2 separate regions of the Homo sapiens genome follow, and region 1 is linked to region 2. Evidence: chromatin contacts called from ENCODE Hi-C data. All regions are on one chromosome and are shown on one strand. Each heading gives the region's core, a stretch centred on a gene start or an enhancer-like site at or near the end of the contact. The rest is flanking DNA. Distances are from core to core; before and after follow the strand shown. Region 1 has its middle 26 kb from the start of PBDC1. Region 2 holds the start of XIST (X inactive specific transcript).

What was found. Hi-C counts contacts between places; a loop is a spot of excess contacts on that map. Pooled maps may share reads with other maps.
Region 1: a map of MCF 10A shows a loop between it and region 2 (17-fold over the local background). The contact joins the enhancer-like site here to the promoter of XIST in region 2. A Hi-C loop is called at or near these places in 1 of 168 maps with a recorded cell type or tissue (MCF 10A), 8 of 37 single-sample maps with no recorded cell type and 17 of 50 pooled maps.

Annotation. Positions count from the first base shown.
Region 1 is chrX:76,143,547-76,150,821 of GRCh38, reverse strand. No RefSeq gene overlaps it. Among named protein-coding and RNA genes, the nearest start is that of PBDC1, 26 kb to the left of the region's middle. RefSeq lists enhancers at 1,841-2,375, 4,699-5,518. Within about 2 kb of position 1,926, at least 25 of the 41 ENCODE cell types and tissues checked have a DNase peak (open chromatin) inside an H3K27ac peak, as active enhancers do.
Region 2 is chrX:73,847,804-73,855,052 of GRCh38, reverse strand. It overlaps XIST (X inactive specific transcript), which reads left to right and starts at 2,339. Exons shown (of 6, transcript NR_001564.3): 1 at 2,339-7,249. RefSeq lists enhancers at 3,120-3,621, 3,485-3,734, 4,165-4,214.

The DNA of each region.
Region 1 (7,275 bases), core at 677-3,176, 2.3 Mb before region 2:
TAATTCAGGGCGAGTTCACAGTGCAAAGCAAAAGCAAGTTTATTGAGAAAGCACAGTGGTGAAAGGGCAGCTACTCCATAGACAGAGTAGGACGTTCCCAAAAGTAAGAGGAGGAATGCGTCCACCCTAGGTACAATGCTTGTTATATGAGGAGATGTGCTCTGCTACAAGGGTTTGTGATAGAGGATTAATTTTCTTAATTACTATGTTTTGCAAGAATCAGTGTTGTTATCTTTAAGGCAAAATTAGGAATGCCTTTCTTCTCCAGATATCGGAATATCTGGACACTCCCAAGTCTGGGTCTGTTTAGTAAACGTTATTAATTTGTTCCCTTAACCGTAAACATCTAGAGGCTGGGAATACCTAACTTTCTGGGAATGCAGCCCAGCAAGCCTCAGCTTCATTTTCCTAGCCCTCACTCGGAATGGAGTCGCTCTGGTTCAAACGCCTCTGACAATATCACCCCGTTTTATTTTCTATCACTTACCACTATCTGAAATTAAGTAGATAATTTGTTTACTCTCTGTCCCCACCCACTAGAATGAGAACGCGGCCCTTGCATCCTTACGTGTGTCTGGCATATAAGGGGTGCTCAATGATTATTTGTTTCATGGATGAACAGATTTATGGATGGCTGGGTGGATGACGATCTTAGAAGGGGTTCCAGGGCTAGCTGGCTTTCTGTTTCTCCCACTCAAGCACCCAAGCCCTGACCCACAAAGTAAAGGAACAGGCGAAACTTCTCGCCAAATAGCTTCAAGGCAGAAACTACGCAGCTGGCTTGGGAATTCCGTACAACGCGAACGCGCATGCACAGGCAGGACTGAGCGTGTCCATCTTCGCATTACTCCCGGAGATGACTCTCGGAAACGGTCCGAGGACTAACGTCTTTCTCTTCCTCGCCCTCATTCCTCCCAGTAACGTCCGCTACAAAAGAAACCGTGCACAAAATAAACTCGGGCGGCGGGTAGAAAGGAGACAGCCGAATTCCCTACACCCATGATCAACACGCCCACACCTCCCATCAGGCACGGCGCTCCCGCCTCCCCGAAGAGGCGGTGGAACGTGGTGGTGGGGGGGGTGCTGGGGGAGGGCTGGCGGGGGGAGGGCCGGGGGAAGGAGCGGGGCGGGAACGTCCTTCTGCTACTGCTATGGCTTCCGGGGCAGCACTTCGGCAGACCGCCCGCCTCCCAGTTGCAAATCGACTTCCGGGGCACCCCCACCGGCTGCCCGGTGGGTTCTCTGCTCGAACTTCTGGCGCTTTTCCCTTCCCGTTTATCTTGTTCAGGTCCCTCAGTGGACTGCTCCAGATCTAAAGAGCAGAAATTGGGCCGCAAAGAGAACGTCCTCCCAGACTTTCTCCGTCGCGGTGAAATTATGCCCGTTTGGTGGCAGTATGTATTCACAGATGCGTGCAGCTCTGCTCTTACCCCGCCCTTCGCGTTTAGAAAAAAAGCGCCGTTCCTCAGAGTCAAAACAAAGTTTCTTTCCGCTGTAGAGGCACAGCTTTTAGGGTGGCCTACTAACTCCCGCTTTTTCTTTTCTGAAATCTCTGTGCCAATCTGATGGACAGAAGAGCGACAAAAAATATTTTTAACGTGAGATTCTTTGTTGACTAGCCTGCTTGTAAACTTTCTGACATATGCCTTTTTTTTTTTTTTTTTTTCCATAGGGCTGTGAACCCCTGATATCTGAGAGGTGTCTCAGTCAATTTAGAAAGTTTATTTTGCCAACGTTAAGGACCCGCCCATGACAGCCTCAGGAGGTCCTGACGACACGTGCCCAAGGTGGTCAGGGCACAGCCTGCTTCCATACATTTTAGTGAGACATGAAACATCAATCATTTTATGTAAGATGTAAAGTGGTTCGGTCGGGGAAGGATCTTGTGCTGTGAGAGGATTTGACCTTGGCGTGTGTAATGGTAGATGAGAGCTACAAAATTACAAGTGGCTGAAGACAGTTTACAGGAAATGGTCATAGCTGCCCCTCTCTTTTTTCCCCTCTTAGGAAGTTATTGTTTAGGATCCGAATTCTAATTTGGAGATGCATTCTACAGTGTCTTCTCCATTGCTTTTCCTCCCCAAATTAATCTTGTTGTTTTGTGTGTGCATCTGCGTGAAGAGCTGTACTGTTGTTTTCATAGATACATGAGAGACTGTTTCCTGACCTCCAAAGGGAAAGGGCATTTTGCTCTTCCCAGCAGAAAGGCACCCCTGGGTGACTTGGAGCCCAGTGGGAGTGTCTGGGGGTGTTGACCCCCGTGACAACCAGCAGCCCTACAGGGAACCTACAACAAAATAGTTTTAAAAAGCTCATCCAGGAAATGCCTATTAGAGCTGATCACTTTGCTTTGACCCTCCCATAGGTGCTAGACCTCCAGAGAGAGAAAATGAGACACATAAGGTGGAAATTACTCTGTGGTGACACACTGTGGAGTCCTGCCCACAACCCGGATACTTGGACCCACTCCACTGAAACCTTAGGCCACAGCTAAGTTCCTTCCTTCAAAAAATAAATCTAAGAAAGAGGAAAAACAGGAATGACCTCCTTTCAGGCACTCTGTTGGTTTTATGGCGCCTCTTCTTGCGAATGTTTGTGTAAAATTGACATACTGTGGTCCTTTTCTGCACAATTACGGCAAGGAAAATTCAGATCGCAAAGGTCCACCTGTGAGTATAAAGTTCCTAAGTTCTCTGTGTATGGCTCTGCTTTCTTTTTTGCCTGCATTAAGTCTGCTGTTACATTTCTACTGAGATAAAATCCACCATTTGCATCCATCCATTTCATTTTGTTATTGTTTTTGTAAACCAATGAGTTTGTATTAATATCTCATGACTAGAGTTCTGAAGTAAAAGCTATAGGATTTTTGGTTGTGTGGCAGGGCAGGTCTCACAGCTGAACAGGGAGGCCTCCTTAACAACTGTTTCAGCACTGACTGGTTAAATATTAAAAGCTGAAAGAGCCAGTGCCCTTATACAAAGGCTGGGATTTAACAAAAGCCCACCAAGAATTTTGCCTATGTCCTCCTGGGCCTTGAAGCATGACAAGATAAAGGAATTCTTAACAGGACCCCTTTGGGATTAAACAAGTTTTTATTGGAGGTCTGAAGAAACTCCCCAGACCTCCACAAACAAGTTTTACTGGTGGTCTAAAGGAACTTCTAAAACCTCTATGGATTTACAGCAGACAAGATAAGGGTAATCACCCCAAGCACCTGGACCCATCTAGATTAAGTAAATTTACTGAGGCTCCAGAGGAAGGTCTTCAAAACTGAGAACTTAGTTGTAGATTAAAAGAAGTTAATAACTTATGTCTTTAGATGAATGCAAAGTTATATGTAAACATATAGCTTAAAAGGTATATAAGCTTTGGAAAACTTTGTAATTTTGAGTTGGTCTGACGACAGTCTCTCCACAGGGAGAAGGCCTCGAAAATATTGGCAGACCAAGTAAAAATTACAAAGTTTTCTGAGCTTATATAAACTCTCTTCTTTCCCAGTTCATCTGCATCTCATTACCGGGTAGCAGGAATAAGTAGGCTGACCCTCAGTTTGGACCGGGAACAGCTGTGTAAGTGTGTATGTGTGTGTTTATATGTATGTACACGTATTTTGTTGTGTTTTGGGCCACAAGGTACCACACTGGCTTAACAAGTACTCATAAATTAATTAGCCCAAATGCTTTTCATCTTTATATGACTTAAGTAAAATCTGTCATATGCTTGCTTAAAAATTATTGGTAAACTAATAACAGAAATTTCTTAAAAATTGCCAGCATACATTTTTGCATTTATTAATCAAGCAATTTCATACTTATCAAAATGTGGCACATATACACCATGGAATACCATGCAACCATAAAAAATGATGAGTTCATGTCCTTTGTAGGGACATGGATGAAATTGGAAATCATCATTCTCAGTAAACTATCGCAAGGACAAAAAACCAAACACCGCATGTTCTCACTCATAGATGGGAATTGAACAATGAGAACACATGGACACAGGAAGGGGAACATCACACTCTGGGGACTGTTGTGGGGTGGGGGAAGGGGGGAGGGGGGAGGGACAGCATTAGGAGATATACCTAATGCTAAATGACGAGTTAATGGGTGCAGCACACCAGCATGGCACATGTATACACATATGTAACTAACCTGCACATTGTGCACATGTACCCTGAACCTTTAATAATTAAAAAAAAAATTTGGCATGCGGGTTACAAAACTATAAATCCGGCAAAAACAGAATTTTTGCTTGTATAATTTTTGATAAAAAAATTAATATTGGATTAATGAAAATCGCTAAATATCCAATTATTCAGTAAAATAACCATATATTTAATCTTAAGGCTTTTACTTAGGTAAACACCTGAAATTCACAGGCTATAAAATGGTTGAAAAGGAAATAAAATGACTATCGCAGTTTCATAAATAATCTAGGTAAACTATTAGAAAAAGTAGGTAAATGTAATGAGATAAATGCTTTTAGACAAAACTTGTTATAATTTAGATTCTGAAGTTATAGTAAGATAAGTTATGACATTAACTGGGTATTTTTCAATTTAAAAAATATGGAAAGCTAATCAGAAACTCGAATGCAACCAGTGTGTCTTTATCTACCTATGACCTTCCTAGTCACCTCACCAATTCAAGTTGTCCCACCTTTAGAGACCGAACCAGTATACATCTTACATATTGATGTTTCATGTCTCCCTAAAATGTATGGAAGCAGGCTGTGCCCTGACCACCTTGGGCACGTGTCGTCAGGACCTCCTCAGGCTGTCATGGGCGCGTCCTTAACGTTGGCAAAATAAACTTTCTAAATTGACTGAGACACCTCTCAGATATCAGGGGTTCACAGCCCTATGGAAAAAAAAAAAAAAAAAAAGGCATATGTCAGAAAGTTTACAAGCAGGCTAGTCAACAAAGAATCTCACGTTAAAAATATTTTTTGTCGCTCTTCTGTCCATCAGATTGGCACAGAGATTTCAGAAAAGAAAAAGCGGGAGTTAGTAGGCCACCCTAAAAGCTGTGCCTCTACAGCGGAAAGAAACTTTGTTTTGACTCTGAGGAACGGCGCTTTTTTTCTAAACGCGAAGGGCGGGGTAAGAGCAGAGCTGCACGCATCTGTGAATACATACTGCCACCAAACGGGCATAATTTCACCGCGACGGAGAAAGTCTGGGAGGACGTTCTCTTTGCGGCCCAATTTCTGCTCTTTAGATCTGGAGCAGTCCACTGAGGGACCTGAACAAGATAAACGGGAAGGGAAAAGCGCCAGAAGTTCGAGCAGAGAACCCACCGGGCAGCCGGTGGGGGTGCCCCGGAAGTCGATTTGCAACTGGGAGGCGGGCGGTCTGCCGAAGTGCTGCCCCGGAAGCCATAGCAGTAGCAGAAGGACGTTCCCGCCCCGCTCCTTCCCCCGGCCCTCCCCCCGCCAGCCCTCCCCCAGCACCCCCCCCACCACCACGTTCCACCGCCTCTTCGGGGAGGCGGGAGCGCCGTGCCTGATGGGAGGTGTGGGCGTGTTGATCATGGGTGTAGGGAATTCGGCTGTCTCCTTTCTACCCGCCGCCCGAGTTTATTTTGTGCACGGTTTCTTTTGTAGCGGACGTTACTGGGAGGAATGAGGGCGAGGAAGAGAAAGACGTTAGTCCTCGGACCGTTTCCGAGAGTCATCTCCGGGAGTAATGCGAAGATGGACACGCTCAGTCCTGCCTGTGCATGCGCGTTCGCGTTGTACGGAATTCCCAAGCCAGCTGCGTAGTTTCTGCCTTGAAGCTATTTGGCGAGAAGTTTCGCCTGTTCCTTTACTTTGTGGGTCAGGGCTTGGGTGCTTGAGTGGGAGAAACAGAAAGCCAGCTAGCCCTGGAACCCCTTCTAAGATCGTCATCCACCCAGCCATCCATAAATCTGTTCATCCATGAAACAAATAATCATTGAGCACCCCTTATATGCCAGACACACGTAAGGATGCAAGGGCCGCGTTCTCATTCTAGTGGGTGGGGACAGAGAGTAAACAAATTATCTACTTAATTTCAGATAGTGGTAAGTGATAGAAAATAAAACGGGGTGATATTGTCAGAGGCGTTTGAACCAGAGCGACTCCATTCCGAGTGAGGGCTAGGAAAATGAAGCTGAGGCTTGCTGGGCTGCATTCCCAGAAAGTTAGGTATTCCCAGCCTCTAGATGTTTACGGTTAAGGGAACAAATTAATAACGTTTACTAAACAGACCCAGACTTGGGAGTGTCCAGATATTCCGATATCTGGAGAAGAAAGGCATTCCTAATTTTGCCTTAAAGATAACAACACTGATTCTTGCAAAACATAGTAATTAAGAAAATTAATCCTCTATCACAAACCCTTGTAGCAGAGCACATCTCCTCATATAACAAGCATTGTACCTAGGGTGGACGCATTCCTCCTCTTACTTTTGGGAACGTCCTACTCTGTCTATGGAGTAGCTGCCCTTTCACCACTGTGCTTTCTCAATAAACTTGCTTTTGCTTTGCACTGTGAACTCGCCCTGAATTATTTCTTGCGCGAGATCCAAGAACCCTCTCTTGGGGTCTGGATCAAGACCCCTTTCCTGTAACAATATGACAAAGAAATGCGGTGGATGTTATACCCATTTATACTTGGTGGTCAGACTCGGCTTCTTTCAAAAATGACAGTTGAAGACATTAGGAAGGGTCCTGTATGGCTTTGATGACCTTGATAAGGGTCAAGGCTTCTTCCTGGTTTTGCCTTGTCTCAGGCTTATTAACAGAGACTTAGATCACCACAAAATATTGATAGGTCTGCTGCTTCATTCCCTGCAGTTGCTCCTATACTCTGAAAACTAGCATCAGAGTACAAAATTCTAATAGAAGGACTAAGCGGGGTCAGGAAGTGCCAGCGCTCCAGCGTGAAAAACAAAAGCTGTTAGGTTAGGGCCTTGAGCACTTAGGTTAAAGGCCTTTTTCCACTGACCCCCCCAGGAGCCCAGAGGGATGGGGAAGTCTGGTTTCCTTCTTCTTTGTGGCCTGCCTTCCCTCTGGCCTCCTTGTTCTATGGGTCCTGGGATCTTATCCTTCTGGATTAGGTCATTATGGGGCTTTGCTTTGCTGTAATGGAGCAGCGTGTCACAGACAGACCTCTAGTGCTATCAATGGAAAGCCAGTGGAATTTTAATTCTGAATAAGTGTTTGGAATGGGCCCACGGTGCAGTATCTCCTATGCGGTTTTGGAGGCCTTGTAGAATTGGCACAAGTGACCAGGGCTGTGATAGTTTAA
Region 2 (7,249 bases), core at 1,090-3,589:
TCCTTTTTAGGTCCAGAAATCATCTCTTTGTGTTTATTGTCAAATGCACCATTCCTGGCTAATTTCACATCTCCCTCTATGAGAAAAACATAGCAACACTGTACTACTTCCATTTTTGCAATGGCACTCTGGAACCTCTTTGTATTGAAATTATAAATTTCTTGCTTTTGCAGTTTCTTTAGCCTAAGGGTCAACAGTGGATTTAGGTAGGCCACAGCTCTGAACATGTCCTGTGTCCAATGTGAGTGTCACCCCATAACGGCACATCAGCACCATTTTGCATGCCTAGCCTTAAGAGTTACCATTTAAAAAACTCCAATGACAACCAATGAGAGTGATCTGCTAGCGTGGCTGCCCACCTGGAACCAGGGCCTGGTCACAGAAACCCAGGACAACCAGTTTATAAATTGTCTTTTTGCCTTTTTATTTGAAAAGGTATTTTTGTGAAACAAAAGGTTTTAATTTCAGAGTCAAATTTATCAATCTTTTATATTTGATGCTACTTGAGTCTTTAGAAAATTTTTCCCCAACTAAATTTCTTTTTTCTTTTTTTGAGATGGAGTCTTGCTCTGTCGCCCGGGCTGGAGTGCAGTGGCACCATCTCGGTTCACTGCAACCTCCGCCTCCTGGATTCAAGTGATTCTCCTGCCTCAGCCTCCCAAGTAGCTGGGATTATAGGTGCCTGCCACCATGCCCGGCTAATTTTTGTATTTATAGTAGAGACGGGGTTTCGCTATGTTGGCCAGGCTGGTCTCAAACTCCTCACCTCAGGTGATCCAGCCACCTCGGCCTCCCAAAGTGCTGGGATTACAAGCATGAGCCACCGCGCCCGGCCAACCAAATTTCTTAAAAGTATAGAACATTTCCACACTTGTAGAAACTTCTAGTAGATAAAGTTGTATTAGAGGTTTGGTAATCCAGTCTTTCTGATAGCTGCTTCATAGGTGTCACTGTAGGTAGTTTCTCTCTTTGTTAAGCATTGTTTTCTCAAAGGTACCATTGTATTGCACCACTTTACAATACAATAACCCTCATTTGGAATGACAAGTCAGATTACTTTTTTTGTTTGATCCAAGGACACTTAGAAGATGGAAGGTATTTCTTAAGGAAGAAAATTTGCATACTTTATTATTTTTCTGGAAACTGAAGAGCAAGCTTACCTGATAGATTTGGGTCGATAGTTACACTTTCCAGTTCAGCCAGTGGGAGGGTAATGTATCCTTTGACTTTCTAGAAGTTGCTCTATAATACTTAAGTTGCCATTGTCTCCCTTCTGGTTCTCTGTTGTTTCTCGAATGACATAGAAGAGTTTATGAGATTAATTGCTTCCTACTGAAATAGCCAGGTTTCTGAGGGCAGCTTTGGCTTTTATATGAGCTTTTTCTTCCTACCACTTATCAGTTACTGACAGAGGGTCAACTTCACTACTGTGTCATATGGTTGGTCCAATGTTGGGTTCCTCAGATTCATGGAGGAAATAGGAAAATAGTAAAGATTAAGGAGTCATAGTTAAAAAATTACAAACAGGTCACAAACAGTACTCTTTCTTGATTATTTAGGAACCAAATAGCCATTCTATGAAATGTCTTTCTTTCCTTTTTCTCTCTTGCTCACCAATTGACTCGTAAGCACTTCCGTTCTCTTATGGTTGGGAGCCATACAAGGTAGAGTGTTGGAGTAAAAACTACATTGACTCTGAATCATGGTGTGTGACCTCGGGCACATGATGTAACCTCTATAGGACTCTATTTTAATGTATAAAACAGGAATAATCCTTTATTATTATCTATGCAATACATATTCCATTATCTATTACATGGGATAATGGAATGGGAAGTCCCTTGAAGATGGTACTAACCTCAATGTATTACTCCTTTCTAGCTTCTTTGGTTCAAAAGTTTGGTGGAGGAGTTACAAATTCTGGTTTGAATGATATATTTGGATACTTTATCAACACATCAAAGCTCTACCTATCCCTTCCCCCATTCTCAAAACCAAGCTGAATTAACATCTTTACATTTATTATGCAGTTTATGGAGGATTTTAGCATTAATTATTGCTTGATTTACTCAATGTCCCCATGTTATAGATGAGAACTGGAAAACCCATTGAAGTTGTGACTCCTGGTCTAGAAATGAAGTCTACTTCCAGTTAATGTTCTTTCTGGTATGTCTTTGCTTTCTTGAAATTTCCCTTTTTTGTCCTTACTGGGTAAATTTTGAACCAACCAAATCACAAAGATGTCCGGCTTTCAATCTTCTAGGCCACGCCTCTTATGCTCTCTCCGCCCTCAGCCCCCCCTTCAGTTCTTAAAGCGCTGCAATTCGCTGCTGCAGCCATATTTCTTACTCTCTCGGGGCTGGAAGCTTCCTGACTGAAGATCTCTCTGCACTTGGGGTTCTTTCTAGAACATTTTCTAGTCCCCCAACACCCTTTATGGCGTATTTCTTTAAAAAAATCACCTAAATTCCATAAAATATTTTTTTAAATTCTATACTTTCTCCTAGTGTCTTCTTGACACGTCCTCCATATTTTTTTAAAGAAAGTATTTGGAATATTTTGAGGCAATTTTTAATATTTAAGGAATTTTTCTTTGGAATCATTTTTGGTTGACATCTCTGTTTTTTGTGGATCAGTTTTTTACTCTTCCACTCTCTTTTCTATATTTTGCCCATCGGGGCTGCGGATACCTGGTTTTATTATTTTTTCTTTGCCCAACGGGGCCGTGGATACCTGCCTTTTAATTCTTTTTTATTCGCCCATCGGGGCCGCGGATACCTGCTTTTTATTTTTTTTTCCTTAGCCCATCGGGGTATCGGATACCTGCTGATTCCCTTCCCCTCTGAACCCCCAACACTCTGGCCCATCGGGGTGACGGATATCTGCTTTTTAAAAATTTTCTTTTTTTGGCCCATCGGGGCTTCGGATACCTGCTTTTTTTTTTTTTATTTTTCCTTGCCCATCGGGGCCTCGGATACCTGCTTTAATTTTTGTTTTTCTGGCCCATCGGGGCCGCGGATACCTGCTTTGATTTTTTTTTTTCATCGCCCATCGGTGCTTTTTATGGATGAAAAAATGTTGGTTTTGTGGGTTGTTGCACTCTCTGGAATATCTACACTTTTTTTTGCTGCTGATCATTTGGTGGTGTGTGAGTGTACCTACCGCTTTGGCAGAGAATGACTCTGCAGTTAAGCTAAGGGCGTGTTCAGATTGTGGAGGAAAAGTGGCCGCCATTTTAGACTTGCCGCATAACTCGGCTTAGGGCTAGTCGTTTGTGCTAAGTTAAACTAGGGAGGCAAGATGGATGATAGCAGGTCAGGCAGAGGAAGTCATGTGCATTGCATGAGCTAAACCTATCTGAATGAATTGATTTGGGGCTTGTTAGGAGCTTTGCGTGATTGTTGTATCGGGAGGCAGTAAGAATCATCTTTTATCAGTACAAGGGACTAGTTAAAAATGGAAGGTTAGGAAAGACTAAGGTGCAGGGCTTAAAATGGCGATTTTGACATTGCGGCATTGCTCAGCATGGCGGGCTGTGCTTTGTTAGGTTGTCCAAAATGGCGGATCCAGTTCTGTCGCAGTGTTCAAGTGGCGGGAAGGCCACATCATGATGGGCGAGGCTTTGTTAAGTGGTTAGCATGGTGGTGGACATGTGCGGTCACACAGGAAAAGATGGCGGCTGAAGGTCTTGCCGCAGTGTAAAACATGGCGGGCCTCTTTGTCTTTGCTGTGTGCTTTTCGTGTTGGGTTTTGCCGCAGGGACAATATGGCAGGCGTTGTCATATGTATATCATGGCTTTTGTCACGTGGACATCATGGCGGGCTTGCCGCATTGTTAAAGATGGCGGGTTTTGCCGCCTAGTGCCACGCAGAGCGGGAGAAAAGGTGGGATGGACAGTGCTGGATTGCTGCATAACCCAACCAATTAGAAATGGGGGTGGAATTGATCACAGCCAATTAGAGCAGAAGATGGAATTAGACTGATGACACACTGTCCAGCTACTCAGCGAAGACCTGGGTGAATTAGCATGGCACTTCGCAGCTGTCTTTAGCCAGTCAGGAGAAAGAAGTGGAGGGGCCACGTGTATGTCTCCCAGTGGGCGGTACACCAGGTGTTTTCAAGGTCTTTTCAAGGACATTTAGCCTTTCCACCTCTGTCCCCTCTTATTTGTCCCCTCCTGTCCAGTGCTGCCTCTTGCAGTGCTGGATATCTGGCTGTGTGGTCTGAACCTCCCTCCATTCCTCTGTATTGGTGCCTCACCTAAGGCTAAGTATACCTCCCCCCCCACCCCCCAACCCCCCCAACTCCCCACCCCCACCCCCCACCCCCCACCTCCCCACCCCCCTACCCCCCTACCCCCCTACCCCCCTCTGGTCTGCCCTGCACTGCACTGTTGCCATGGGCAGTGCTCCAGGCCTGCTTGGTGTGGACATGGTGGTGAGCCGTGGCAAGGACCAGAATGGATCACAGATGATCGTTGGCCAACAGGTGGCAGAAGAGGAATTCCTGCCTTCCTCAAGAGGAACACCTACCCCTTGGCTAATGCTGGGGTCGGATTTTGATTTATATTTATCTTTTGGATGTCAGTCATACAGTCTGATTTTGTGGTTTGCTAGTGTTTGAATTTAAGTCTTAAGTGACTATTATAGAAATGTATTAAGAGGCTTTATTTGTAGAATTCACTTTAATTACATTTAATGAGTTTTTGTTTTGAGTTCCTTAAAATTCCTTAAAGTTTTTAGCTTCTCATTACAAATTCCTTAACCTTTTTTTGGCAGTAGATAGTCAAAGTCAAATCATTTCTAATGTTTTAAAAATGTGCTGGTCATTTTCTTTGAAATTGACTTAACTATTTTCCTTTGAAGAGTCTGTAGCACAGAAACAGTAAAAAATTTAACTTCATGACCTAATGTAAAAAAGAGTGTTTGAAGGTTTACACAGGTCCAGGCCTTGCTTTGTTCCCATCCTTGATGCTGCACTAATTGACTAATCACCTACTTATCAGACAGGAAACTTGAATTGCTGTGGTCTGGTGTCCTCTATTCAGACTTATTATATTGGAGTATTTCAATTTTTCGTTGTATCCTGCCTGCCTAGCATCCAGTTCCTCCCCAGCCCTGCTCCCAGCAAACCCCTAGTCTAGCCCCAGCCCTACTCCCACCCCGCCCCAGCCCTGCCCCAGCCCCAGTCCCCTAACCCCCCAGCCCTAGCCCCAGTCCCAGTCCTAGTTCCTCAGTCCCGCCCAGCTTCTCTCGAAAGTCACTCTAATTTTCATTGATTCAGTGCTCAAAATAAGTTGTCCATTGCTTATCCTATTATACTGGGATATTCCGTTTACCCTTGGCATTGCTGATCTTCAGTACTGACTCCTTGACCATTTTCAGTTAATGCATACAATCCCATTTGTCTGTGATCTCAGGACAAAGAATTTCCTTACTCGGTACGTTGAAGTTAGGGAATGTCAATTGAGAGCTTTCTATCAGAGCATTATTGCCCACAATTTGAGTTACTTATCATTTTCTCGATCCCCTGCCCTTAAAGGAGAAACCATTTCTCTGTCATTGCTTCTGTAGTCACAGTCCCAATTTTGAGTAGTGATCTTTTCTTGTGTACTGTGTTGGCCACCTAAAACTCTTTGCATTGAGTAAAATTCTAATTGCCAATAATCCTACCCATTGGATTAGACAGCACTCTGAACCCCATTTGCATTCAGCAGGGGGTCGCAGACAACCCGTCTTTTGTTGGACAGTTAAAATGCTCAGTCCCAATTGTCATAGCTTTGCCTATTAAACAAAGGCACCCTACTGCGCTTTTTGCTGTGCTTCTGGAGAATCCTGCTGTTCTTGGACAATTAAAGAACAAAGTAGTAATTGCTAATTGTCTCACCCATTAATCATGAAGACTACCAGTCGCCCTTGCATTTGCCTTGAGGCAGCGCTGACTACCTGAGATTTAAGAGTTTCTTAAATTATTGAGTAAAATCCCAATTATCCATAGTTCTGTTAGTTACACTATGGCCTTTGCAAACATCTTTGCATAACAGCAGTGGGACTGACTCATTCTTAGAGCCCCTTCCCTTGGAATATTAATGGATACAATAGTAATTATTCATGGTTCTGCGTAACAGAGAAGACCCACTTATGTGTATGCCTTTATCATTGCTCCTAGATAGTGTGAACTACCTACCACCTTGCATTAATATGTAAAACACTAATTGCCCATAGTCCCACTCATTAGTCTAGGATGTCCTCTTTGCCATTGCTGCTGAGTTCTGACTACCCAAGTTTCCTTCTCTTAAACAGTTGATATGCATAATTGCATATATTCATGGTTCTGTGCAATAAAAATGGATTCTCACCCCATCCCACCTTCTGTGGGATGTTGCTAACGAGTGCAGATTATTCAATAACAGCTCTTGAACAGTTAATTTGCACAGTTGCAATTGTCCAGAGTCCTGTCCATTAGAAAGGGACTCTGTATCCTATTTGCACGCTACAATGTGGGCTGATCACCCAAGGACTCTTCTTGTGCATTGATGTTCATAATTGTATTTGTCCACGATCTTGTGCACTAACCCTTCCACTCCCTTTGTATTCCAGCAGGGGACCCTTACTACTCAAGACCTCTGTACTAGGACAGTTTATGTGCACAATCCTAATTGATTAGAACTGAGTCTTTTATATCAAGGTCCCTGCATCATCTTTGCTTTACATCAAGAGGGTGCTGGTTACCTAATGCCCCTCCTCCAGAAATTATTGATGTGCAAAATGCAATTTCCCTATCTGCTGTTAGTCTGGGGTCTCATCCCCTCATATTCCTTTTGTCTTACAGCAGGGGGTACTTGGGACTGTTAATGCGCATAATTGCAATTATGGTCTTTTCCATTAAATTAAGATCCCAACTGCTCACACCCTCTTAGCATTACAGTAGAGGGTGCTAATCACAAGGACATTTCTTTTGTACTGTTAATGTGCTACTTGCATTTGTCCCTCTTCCTGTGCACTAAAGACCCCACTCACTTCCCTAGTGTTCAGCAGTGGATGACCTCTAGTCAAGACCTTTGCACTAGGATAGTTAATGTGAACCATGGCAACTGATCACAACAATGTCTTTCAGATCAGATCCATTTTATCCTCCTTGTTTTACAGCAAGGGATATTAATTACCTATGTTACCTTTCCCTGGGACTATGAATGTGCAAAATTCCAATGTTCATGGTCTCTCCCTTTAAACCTATATTCTACCCCTT